2 separate regions of the Homo sapiens genome follow, and region 2 is linked to region 1. The links are chromatin loops, found by intact Hi-C in ENCODE. Cell type or tissue: heart left ventricle. All regions are shown on one strand.

Region 1 (5,000 bases):
AAAAAAGGAAAAATGGACTGGTTATTTCGAATTTGGCCCAGAAGGCAGAGTTAACTCTTGATGTGCCAATCAGACATCATTAGGGAGTAAAGACCCTAACATTCTATGCTCCTATGAGAGGGCTGAGGTGAAAAACCAAATAAATGACATTGTTTTCACTACACAGAAAATAGAAGTCAAGCTTGTCCCTGTGCGGCAGGTGAACAGAAAATGACTTGAGGATTCAATTTAAAGAAAAAACAAACTGAAATGAGCTACCCCTTTTCCTGTGCAAAGACCTCCTTGCCAGCACCCCAGAGGGTGAGATTCCTGTCATCCCCAATCCAGATCAAGTCAAGCCTCACAGGGTGGGAAGGGCCTCCCTGAACTCTCACTCCCCTTCTCTTCCTTTAGCTTCTTCTGGAAGAGAGGCCCAAATCATCTCCATCCAGTAAACTTGCCCCCCTGCATAGAAGGGAGGGCATCTTTTTATTCTGAGCCTCTGGATCACAGCCCCCTTCCCTGTCTCAAACATTCCCCTCTATGACTTGGATCCATCCATGGAGAACCCTTGGATCCCAATCCCAAAGGCAAGATGCAGGGAAGCCAGAAGATCTTCTCCACACCCGCACTGGGCGTGGGTGGGCTGCCTGGGGCAGGGCAAGCAGAAGCACTGAGTGAAGAGGAGGCAGGAGGATGGCAGGCGAGTGCGCGGCAGCCGCGGATACAGGAAGGGCACGGGGGCCTTGAAGCAGACATGAGGTAGTCACGTTGTTAGAGAAGGATGCAGAGTTTGAACCCAGGCAGGAGAACAAGATGACATAGTCTGGGAGAGGTGTGAGAGATAGCAGAGGAAGGAAAACAGGAGAGAGGAAAGGAAAGAGTATCTGGGAGCAGGAGAAGGGCACTGGTGCTGGGAGAGCGAGGTGACTGGGAGACAGAACACTAGAGCAGCCAGGGGCAAGGAAGGAGGGGAAGAGTGAGAGAAAGCGGATTTTCAAAACCAGGCACTTCCCAGATTACAAAATTAAATGCAGAGTTGCTCGGAGGGGAGCCAGGGCCACCCTCTCTATTTGGGCAATAAGGAGCTGGGAGGTGATGCAGCTGAAATGCCAGGCATTCAGAGCCTGCTTGCACCCAACCCAGCCAGACAGGAGAATGGGCTGGGACTGTCTTTGTCAGACAGGCATTGGAGACACTCTCAGAGTGTGTAATAAAAGGCTGGGCGATGGAGGTGGGGGCCCACAGGGCTGGGGACTGACCACTGTGGGGCACCGTTCTGACCTGGAGGACCAATCAGGCTGTAGTGACCACTGCCTGGGCCACGGTTTCCCAGCTCAACAACCAGTACGCATACATGCACTTCACACATGTGCACATCACATGTAGCTATGTCTCGTATGTCTTTCACATGTCACATGTGTATCACAAAGAGTATGGGGGGAGTGAATAATCCATGTTTTCCTCTCCCCTCAGCCAAAGCAACTTAGGAAGCTCCAAAGGGCTTGATGATGTATCTACAGGCACACATGTGGACATACACGGCCACAGGTATCGCATCCTATGTGATCCATACCTGCCTGCCCCAAACCACATCCTCTGGGAAGAGCTAGGCAGAGGAGGAGACCGGGGATCTGGGCAGGCCTGGGCTGGCTCCTAGAGGGCAGGGGGATTTGAGCTGGCAGCTATCTCCAGGGGTCTCCTCTAGCACCTCGCCTGGCTGGAGGTCCGGGTAGGAGCAGGAAGCACTGGCTGCCTCTGGCAAGCAGGTAAGTCTGTCTGGCCCGGGGGCTGCCAGCTCACACCCTCCCAACTCCCTGTCCAGCCAGGCTGCCCCCTGCCCTGGATCCCCAACACCCGAGATGAGATCAGGAGCCTCTGGAGGCAGGGGGTCCTCAGGCTCCAGGTCTTGGAGATGGAGGTCAGGGTTCCCGTTAGATGCACTAAAGTCAGAGTGGACAATGACTTCAGCCTCCACCTGGTTCCTGCAGGCTGGGGGTGACTTCTTCCTCCCATTGCCCTGATCAGAGCAGAGAACACAAAGACAAAGTGACCATTACTGAGAGTAATCATCAGAATGACCAGCGTACGTGGGGCAGAAAGTCTGACCCTCCATCAGAGTAAGTATCACATGGGAGTCGGTGAAGGATACACAGGAACTGTTCGAACCTATACAAAGGCAGGGAATGATGGAATACTTCCCATTTGCCCTCATCCAGGAGTTTCAGGAGTACCAGACTCAGTCAGGGCCTCTGGGGACAGGAGGAAGGGCTGAGCGTACTCAGGCCAGCCACACCCTCAGATCCACGGAACTGCTGTGGCCCACTTAGGTCTGGGTAGAGGAGGGGCTGTTTTCAACCCAGGTTGAAACAGGTTCCTGCAAACTGGCCTGCCCTCCACCTACTCAACCTTTGGAGGCTCCAGGGGTCTCCTGGCTAGACTTCTATCCCCAGGAAAGTTACCACCCAGGGGTCTCCAGAGAACTCATTACTTCCTCTTCACAAGCACAGAGACCCTTTCCTCCTTTCCTGCCCCTTCCTTCCAGGACGCTGACCTTTATGGCGTCGTACACCAGAGCCTGCAGCAACAGCGTCTGCCCAGTTCCAGCAGGGGGCAGCAGGGCCCGGGTCAGAGCCGGCCGGGGGCCTGCCTGGGGCAGCTCACAGCCTGCCCAGGAACCAGCCCAGCTCAGCCCGCTTGGTTGAGCCCAGGAGATCTGCACGGGGGAAAGAAGGGGACAGTAAGGGGCACGACCAGGATTGGCTGGGAGAGGGAAGCCCGGGGGAGGGAATTGGGATGGGCCGCGGGGGAGCAGGGTCCAGACTGTCACCCGCTGCTCTCTCCCTCTCCAAGGCTCTGGGGAGGAGCATCGAAAGGGCTCAGAGTCAGCGGGGTAATCTGAGGATGAGTCCTCCTGCAGAGGAGCGGAACACCAGACGCTCTGCAAAGCCCGCGGTGTCCGAGCCAGGCGGGGAGAGGGTGAGGGAGGACGGGTCGGAGTTGGGTGGGATGTGCCGCCCCTGCCAGCATGAAAGGGACCAGCCCAGCGAAGGCCTCACCTTATCCTGGTCCCAGTCCCACTTGGCCACAGCCAAGCCGACTGGCCTCTTCTCCCCACACGGGGATGTCTGGGTCTCAGAGGTCTCCCCAGCTCCAGGGATGAGGAGGGAGCTGGGTGTTCTGGCTACCCTGGGTCACCTGCTGGGAGGCCCTTTCCTTCGTGAGAACCAAGCTGACCTATTCCGCCGGGATATGGAGGCCCATGTGCTTCCCTGACAGCCAACCATTCCGTGGAGGAGGGAGAGAGGCCCTAGCGTCCGCAGCCGGCTCCGAAGAGGAGGTAGAGCCATGCTCGCATAGCCACGCGTTGTGCTCTGTCGCCCCCTGGTGTCCTATTTAGAAAAGAGCCGCAATGTGGGGCTCTGACTTACCTTTCTTTTGGAGTGACTCCGGCCTTCAGAAACACCGCCACCCATAAGGCTGTGCACTTCAGCCCTGTCCTCCACGTCTGAGGGTGGCGGGGACCAGTCCTGGGGATGGGGGTGCACAAGGGACTCCAATTCATGGGCAGCTGGGGGGCTGGGGGGGCCAAGCCGAGCTCTGGAGTACAGCGCGGGATTCCCGGGGGTGGCGGTGGAGGACAGGCCTGGGAGGGATTCCCTGGAAGGGAAGACGGAAAACAAGGCATAGCGGTCAGAGTAAGGGGTCAGGCGGGGCTGGGATCTGGTCCAGCCTATGTCTCTGGGGAGGTTCCTGCCCATCTCTGGGATTTGCTTTCCTGGTCTGTGCAATGAGTAAGAAAAACTGCTATTGTTCAAAACAGCCTGATGCTGTAAACAGGGCTCTTCTTCCCTTGGCTGCAGGCATCTGGAGATTTGGGGCCCCTCTTTCCAAGATGCTGGCAGCTACAGAGGAAGTGGGAGTGAGGCAGTTCTGTTGGCCTTGCTGAGGAGGGTAGGCTGGGGCTCCCCTAAGTCCACTCCCCATTCTCAGGAGGACATCATCCCTGATTCCTTCATCCCAGAGTCCTGACTTTAACGGGGCTCCTGGGAGTGCCAAGGGCAAGTCATGGCCACTTTCCCTGATGGCCCATTCTGCAGCCCTTCCTGGAAGTCTCCCTTCCCTGAAGTCAGACTGGCTCCCCTGCTCACCTGTGGGGGCTGCGGCGCAGGCCAGCACACATGCAGGCCAGGAGGCAGAGGAGGCCCAGGCAGACACCCACGATGATGCCCGTGACTGAGTGCATGTCCAGCGAGTCTGGTGGGGGAGAGAGAGGCACAGAGCAGGTCAGGACAGAGGAAGGGCACAGGGCATAGATCAGGACTATCCATGGCTTTCTCAGGAGACACCAGCTGGACCCTCACCCTTCAGATGCTCACAATCTTCTGATACAAGGACAGGAGGGCCCTGAGCCTCACAGAAACTACTACTACCTCTCCCTCTGACTGTCCTCCCTAAAACACACCCAGAAGTTATGGTCTCTCTGCCTCAAACTGGCCTTTGGTGAAGCACGTGTTGCCTGCTCCCAGGGCTGTTGCATGGGTGTGCAACATGTGCAGGTGCGCAGACCCCATGCTTGGATGGACCCCACGCTTGAGTTCATGCTCTGCTGTCACCACCTTAAAATTCTAATTTTTTTTCTTTTGAGACAGGGTCTTGCTCTGTCACCCAGGCCGGAGTGCAGTGGCATGAACACGGCTCGCTGTAGCATCAACCTCCTGGGCTCAAGTGATCCTCCCACCTCAGCCTCCCAAGCAGCTGTGACCACAGGCATGAGCTACCACACCCAGATAATTTTTAAATTTTTTGTGGAGACAGGGTCTCACCATGTTGTCCAGGCTGGTCTCCAACTCCTGGCCTCAAGTGATCCTCTCACCTCAGCCTTCCAAAGTGCATAAGCACTTTGGATTACAAGCACAAGCCACCATGCCCGACCTCTAGCTTTTTTTGTTTTTGTTTTTGTTTTTGAGACGGAGTCTCGCTCTGTTGCCCAGGCTGGAGTGCAGTGGCATGATCTCGGC
Region 2 (5,000 bases), 170 kb before region 1:
ACCAGGAAGGAGAACACCCAGGCCTTGGTCCCCACCATCTTTCCCCCAAGCCCGTGGGAACGTGGCAAGAGGTAGATGTGGGTGCTTCACAGAGTCACTGACTCTGGAATGCGGTCCCCTGGGAAGTTTCTCAGATCCAGTGACCTGTAAAGAAACAAAGCTTGTCAGGTTTCATATTTCTGAATCACCGCTTATGGCTCAAGCAGAAATATTTCTTGACCTGTCAAGGAGGGAAAGGTGGACAGAATGATATGAAAGTGATATCTGCCTGAGTTGTGAAACCAGGTAGCTTGGGAGGTGCAGAGGCTCAGAATCTGAGTTCAAATGAGGCAGACTAGGTTCCATCCCTGGGGGTAGGCTCCAGGGCCCCACATGGAGATGAGGCACAAGGACAAGCAGGGGCGAGGAGGTTCCTTGCAATGAGGAGAGTCCAGGGCTCACCCCCAGCAGCCTCTTGGTGACTCGTCACTTCTAAAACCCAGGCCTGAGGGGCATTTGTTTTGCCATCCTTTGATGGAGTTCACACTCTCACACAGGCGGGTACATATTAAGGCCGTGAAGACTTGGCTCCGACTCCAGTGGCCTCTCATAAGGCAGGCTGGCTGGAGGGTGCAGATGCCTCGGACATACCACCTCCATGAACACATTCCCAGATGTGCACGGGCTGCAGCTGGAACACATTTCTGGCCTTTTTGTTTGGGGCCTGACTGGGAGTTACACAGCCAGGAGCCAGCTGACGGAAAGCAGAGGGGATGCATTGTGAGAGGCCAGGGCTCCCCAGTAACTGCTGAGCGTGGGTGAGGAACTGCAAGGGTCAGGAGAGGAAAGCAGGCCTGGGACAAGGGCAAGGAACTATGGGGCGTGCGTGGCCCAGGCCGCAGCTGAGCAGAACATTTTTATGTCTCCCCAGAGCTCCGGCCAACCCAGAATCTGACTCGTTTCTGGGGATTCAAAAGTGGTTCCCTTCAACATCCTAAGTCCAGGGTGTGGTAGGAAAGGGAAGAGTCCTCCTCTCTAAAAAATACACATATCTGAAAACACTGGGATATTCCAGGGGAAGAAAAAACCAGTCCCATGCTGCAGACCTTCTAGCTCTAAAACCACTGGCCCCACCACTACCTGTTTCTCGGATGAGGGAGCAGAGTCACCAGGACGTCCCAAAGGCCTCCACATTGTGTGTATCCCTCTGGGCTCCAAGCAGGGAGCTGAGCAGTCTGCTGGCCTGCACTGCATTCAGCCTGAGCCTGAGCCTGCTCCAGGGATGTCTGGAGGCTGAGGTGGCCTGAGACACCTTGTGGAAAAACCATTTCCCATCTGGCAGCCCACAGAGGTTTCTCAGCATCTCCGCCGTTTCCTCAGCATATGCCCTGATGGTTAGGCTTGCCATCCCACGCTCCTCAGAACACTTGGACAAAGCAGACTGGCTGACCGCAGGGAATAAAGCAGGGCACCCAGAGGTATGGAAACCCTAAGTGGGACCATCTGGGGGTTCCTGTCCTCAGGTGGGGGAGGGAGAGGACTTTGGGCCAATGGGGGAAAGCAGATTCCCAAAGCAGAAAGGGAGTCTTCTCTGTGGGAGATGAAGGATCAGGCAGCAAAAAGTGGGGGGAAGTGGGGAGAAGGGAATGGAGTAGTCAGGGGAGGGCAGGAGCAGTTGAGTCCAGCAGTGGGGTGCAGGGATGGGGTGAGGGGAATAGGAGTGGAGCTCACCGTGTCTTGAGCAGGACTCCTCAGCTGGGGGTCCAAGCCTTCGCCTCTCCAGCAGTCCAGTGCCGGCCTTATATAGCACAGCTGGTGGCTCAGCCTGTGGCAGCCAGCCAGAGGAAGCAGCAGCGAAACCAGATCTGAGCATGAGCCTCCCTCTCCCCTCCCCATGTCCCCTTGCAGTTCACAGAGGCCAGGATTTTATGTCCAGATCCTAAGGAGGAGATGCCGCAGGACCTGGTGATGGGCCAGGTGGGCAGTGGCCTGGGGCATCACAGTCCAGAGCAGAGAGAGGGGTCAGGAGGTGGGCTGGGCACTAGAAACAGCCCTGGGAAGGGGCCACGGGGAATTCTAGATCTGGGCAGCATTTCATGGCCCGGGGGATGGTGTGCTCTTGCCTAAGCCTAGCTTGCTGATGCCCCACATTCCCCTGGCCCTGGCTCGCCCACACAGAGAAAAGACTTTGCTGGTCTTAGCACATACTCCAAACACTCTTAGGCACACAGGCCACCTTGGCCTCTCAGCTGGGTGTGTCTGGTCTGAGTTGGGCAACTACTCAGCTTCTCTGGCTTCTGAGGGAACACTCAGGGAACCTCAGAAGGGATAAGGGACAAAAGAATTGTGGGGCATAGGTTGTCAGCTGGTGAGAACAGTTCTTCCTTTCTCCCCCCCACTTCCATCTGAGTGCCTGCTGGTACCCACTGAGACCCCAGAGCTCCAGCATGTGGACTCTTCTGAGACCCTGATGCTCATATATGTGCATGCGTGTGAGTACGTGTCTGCCTTCAGGTATAGGCATCCACCAGCATGTGAACAGCCAGTGTTACCCATAGGGGGCGTATGCAGCTGCATGTGCTCTGGGGCTTCACACCCCCACTCCCGGCCCCCTGGCCCCAGCATGAGGTTATCTGTTTGCACAGACACTGGTTCTCTAATTTTAGCATGTGTTAGAATCACCTGGAGGGCGGTTAAAGCAGATTTCTGGACCCCACACCCAGAGTTTCTGATTCAGTGGGGCCTGAGACTTTGCATTCTAACAAGTTCCCAGATGAGATTGATGCTGTTGGTTCATGGATCACATTTTGAGATTGACTGGTCACAGTGATAGAGCCCCAGTTGAAGGAAGAAGATGAAGAGCGAGTGTACTAAGGACCACAGTGGGAGCTTCCCAGGTCCTGCCCCATGTAGCAGGCTCATCTAGCCTGGGCTGGGCTTCCTGCCTCATGCCAGCAACTGGAGATGGAGGCCTGGTCCTGTGGCCATCCACGCCAGGGTCAGCTCACTCTCTCCACATACCTTTACCGAGCTCTTATTCCCAGGCTCTAGACTGGGCACTGGGAAGGCACAAGAAAAGAGATGTATCCTTGCACTCAGAGGAAAGAGCCTCACGTGGAAATGATCCCGTAGTACAACAGTGCATACCCACATGCCAGAGAGTTCTGTGTGTGTGTGTTTATGCCTTTTCCTGTGTGTATGTGTCTTTCTGTGTGTGTGTGTGTATGTGTGCGTAAGAGCTGTTTTTTCTGAGCATTGCCTTTGACAAGATATACTGGGAGGCTGGGTGGAGTGGCTCACGCCTGTAATCCCAACACTGTGGGAGACAGGGGCGGGTGGATCACTTGAGGTCAGGAGTTCAAGACCAGCCTGGTCAACATAGTGAAACCCATCTCTACTAAAAATAGAAAAACTAGCCAGGCATGGTGGAGTGTGCCTGTAATCCCAGCTACTTGGGAGACTGAGGCAGGAGAGTGGCTTGAACCCAGGAGGCAGAGGATGCAGTGAGTTGAGATCGTGCCACTGCACTCCAGCCTGGGTGACAGAGTGAGACTTGGTCTAAAAAAAAAAAAAAAAAAATCTGCTGGGGAAGAGAGTGGGGGTGGAGAAAGGATGTTGAGCAGCATGGTTCCCAAGTAGACCTGGGGCATAGATCTGATTTGCTTTATCTCCTGGAGCCCCGTCTCCCTCCTGGCCACCAGCCCTTGGTTCATAAGCCCTGTAGTTGGCCCTAGTCTGGTCCAACTTGTCAGAGCCAAGCCATGACTCAGTTTCAGCCATGGCTTTGACTGCAGACGTCTGAACTGAGTGAACCCCATGTGAAATCTGATGGCCTAAGGAATAGACAGACAGACAGGCTGAGCCACAATCCCCAGATCAAAGGACAGGAGAAAAATTGAAATTTGGAATTCAGAAGCCTAGTCCTGGCTGTTTCTGATTCTGATATGCGACCGTGAACTAGCAAGAACCCAAGTAACCCTGGGCCTCAGGTGTGCAACGGGAGATGGACTGAGTGAGTTTGCAGGCCCCTGCCAGCTCTGAGATTGCAAGGTTTGAGATATACAGATGCTCTTTGGCTTATAGTAATGTCCCAATAAACCCACTGTAAGTTGAAAATATCATAAGTAAAAAAAATACGCTTAATGCACCTAACCTACTGAACATCAGAACTTAGCCTAGCCTACCTTAAATATGTTCAGAACACTTACATTAGCCTACAGTAGCCTACAGTTGTACGAAACCATCTAACAAAAAGCCTATTTTACCATAAAGTATTGATTATCTCATGTGATACATTGAATACTGTACTGAAAGTGAAAAACACAATGGTTGTACAGGAAAGTACAGTTTCTACTGAATTTGTGTCACATTTGCACATCATAAAGTCGGAAAATTGTAACTTGAATCATCCTAAGTTGGGGACCATCTGTACTGACAGCAAACAGAGCTGGGAGGAGAGAGTGGAGGGAACGACTGCTCCTACGTGTCTGGCAGAAGTCAGAGGAGCCAGTGTGGAGTCAAGGTCAGGAGGAAGTCCAGAGAAGCAGATATGACCACCAAGGCTGGATAAGGACAGCAAGAGAGATACACAGGAAAGGAAGGTAGTGGGAGGTAAACCAGAGGGCAAGGTCAGGGTAATCAGCTGCTCTCCAAGGCCTTCATTCTGTGGAATGCCAGGGTGGGTAAGAGACGCCTCCCCAGCCTCCCAGTCACCTCCATCTCTTTCTGTAGTGGGAGGCAGGGTACCCTATGGGTGAGGATTGGGCAAAGTGGAGTGTTTTAGGCCAGGATTCCTGCCTGGGTCTCCTCATTCAGCCCAGCACTCACACTGAGGCCCTCACTTACCTAGCCCCAAGTGGCCAGTGCGTGTTAATATGGTAAGTACAGGGTTGAGGGCTGCGTTCCAATTCCACCATGCCATTTCCGTCCACCTGTCTCATATCTTGCCTCCTCCCATACTCCCATCAGAGTCCTTTCCTGTCTCCAAGTAGGAATGAGCTGTGTGAGCTGCACAGGGCTAG

Evidence for each region. Peaks named below come from ENCODE experiments on the same cell type or tissue, not always from the same donor. Only the 100,000 strongest peaks of a DNase experiment are listed, where the experiment ranks them.
Region 2: a loop joins it to region 1, with 1.9 times the contacts of the local background. A loop is called at or near these places in 4 of 110 quality-filtered maps.

The regions. Positions count from the first base shown.
Region 1 is chr15:65,382,421-65,387,420 of GRCh38, forward strand. IGDCC4 (immunoglobulin superfamily DCC subclass member 4) reads right to left here. Exons shown (of 20, transcript NM_020962.3): 17 at 4,131-4,236; 18 at 3,411-3,639; 19 at 2,534-2,695; 20 at 1-1,999. The coding sequence ends at 1,589. Among named protein-coding and RNA genes, the nearest start is that of IGDCC3, 6.9 kb to the left of the region's middle. RefSeq lists enhancers at 2,348-2,959, 2,834-2,883, 2,894-2,943, 2,964-3,083. In heart left ventricle, CTCF peaks have their summits at 2,584 (motif pointing right) and 3,368 (motif pointing left); DNase peaks (open chromatin) are centred at 2,611, 3,051 and 3,341; H3K4me3 peaks cover 1,092 bases.
Region 2 is chr15:65,209,718-65,214,717 of GRCh38, forward strand. CILP (cartilage intermediate layer protein) reads right to left here and starts at 1,756. Exons shown (of 9, transcript NM_003613.4): 1 at 1,711-1,756; 2 at 1-144. The coding sequence starts at 38. RefSeq lists an enhancer at 2,385-3,286. In heart left ventricle, a CTCF peak has its summit at 2,534; DNase peaks (open chromatin) are centred at 1,794 and 3,690; H3K4me3 peaks cover 401 bases; H3K27ac peaks cover 1,549 bases.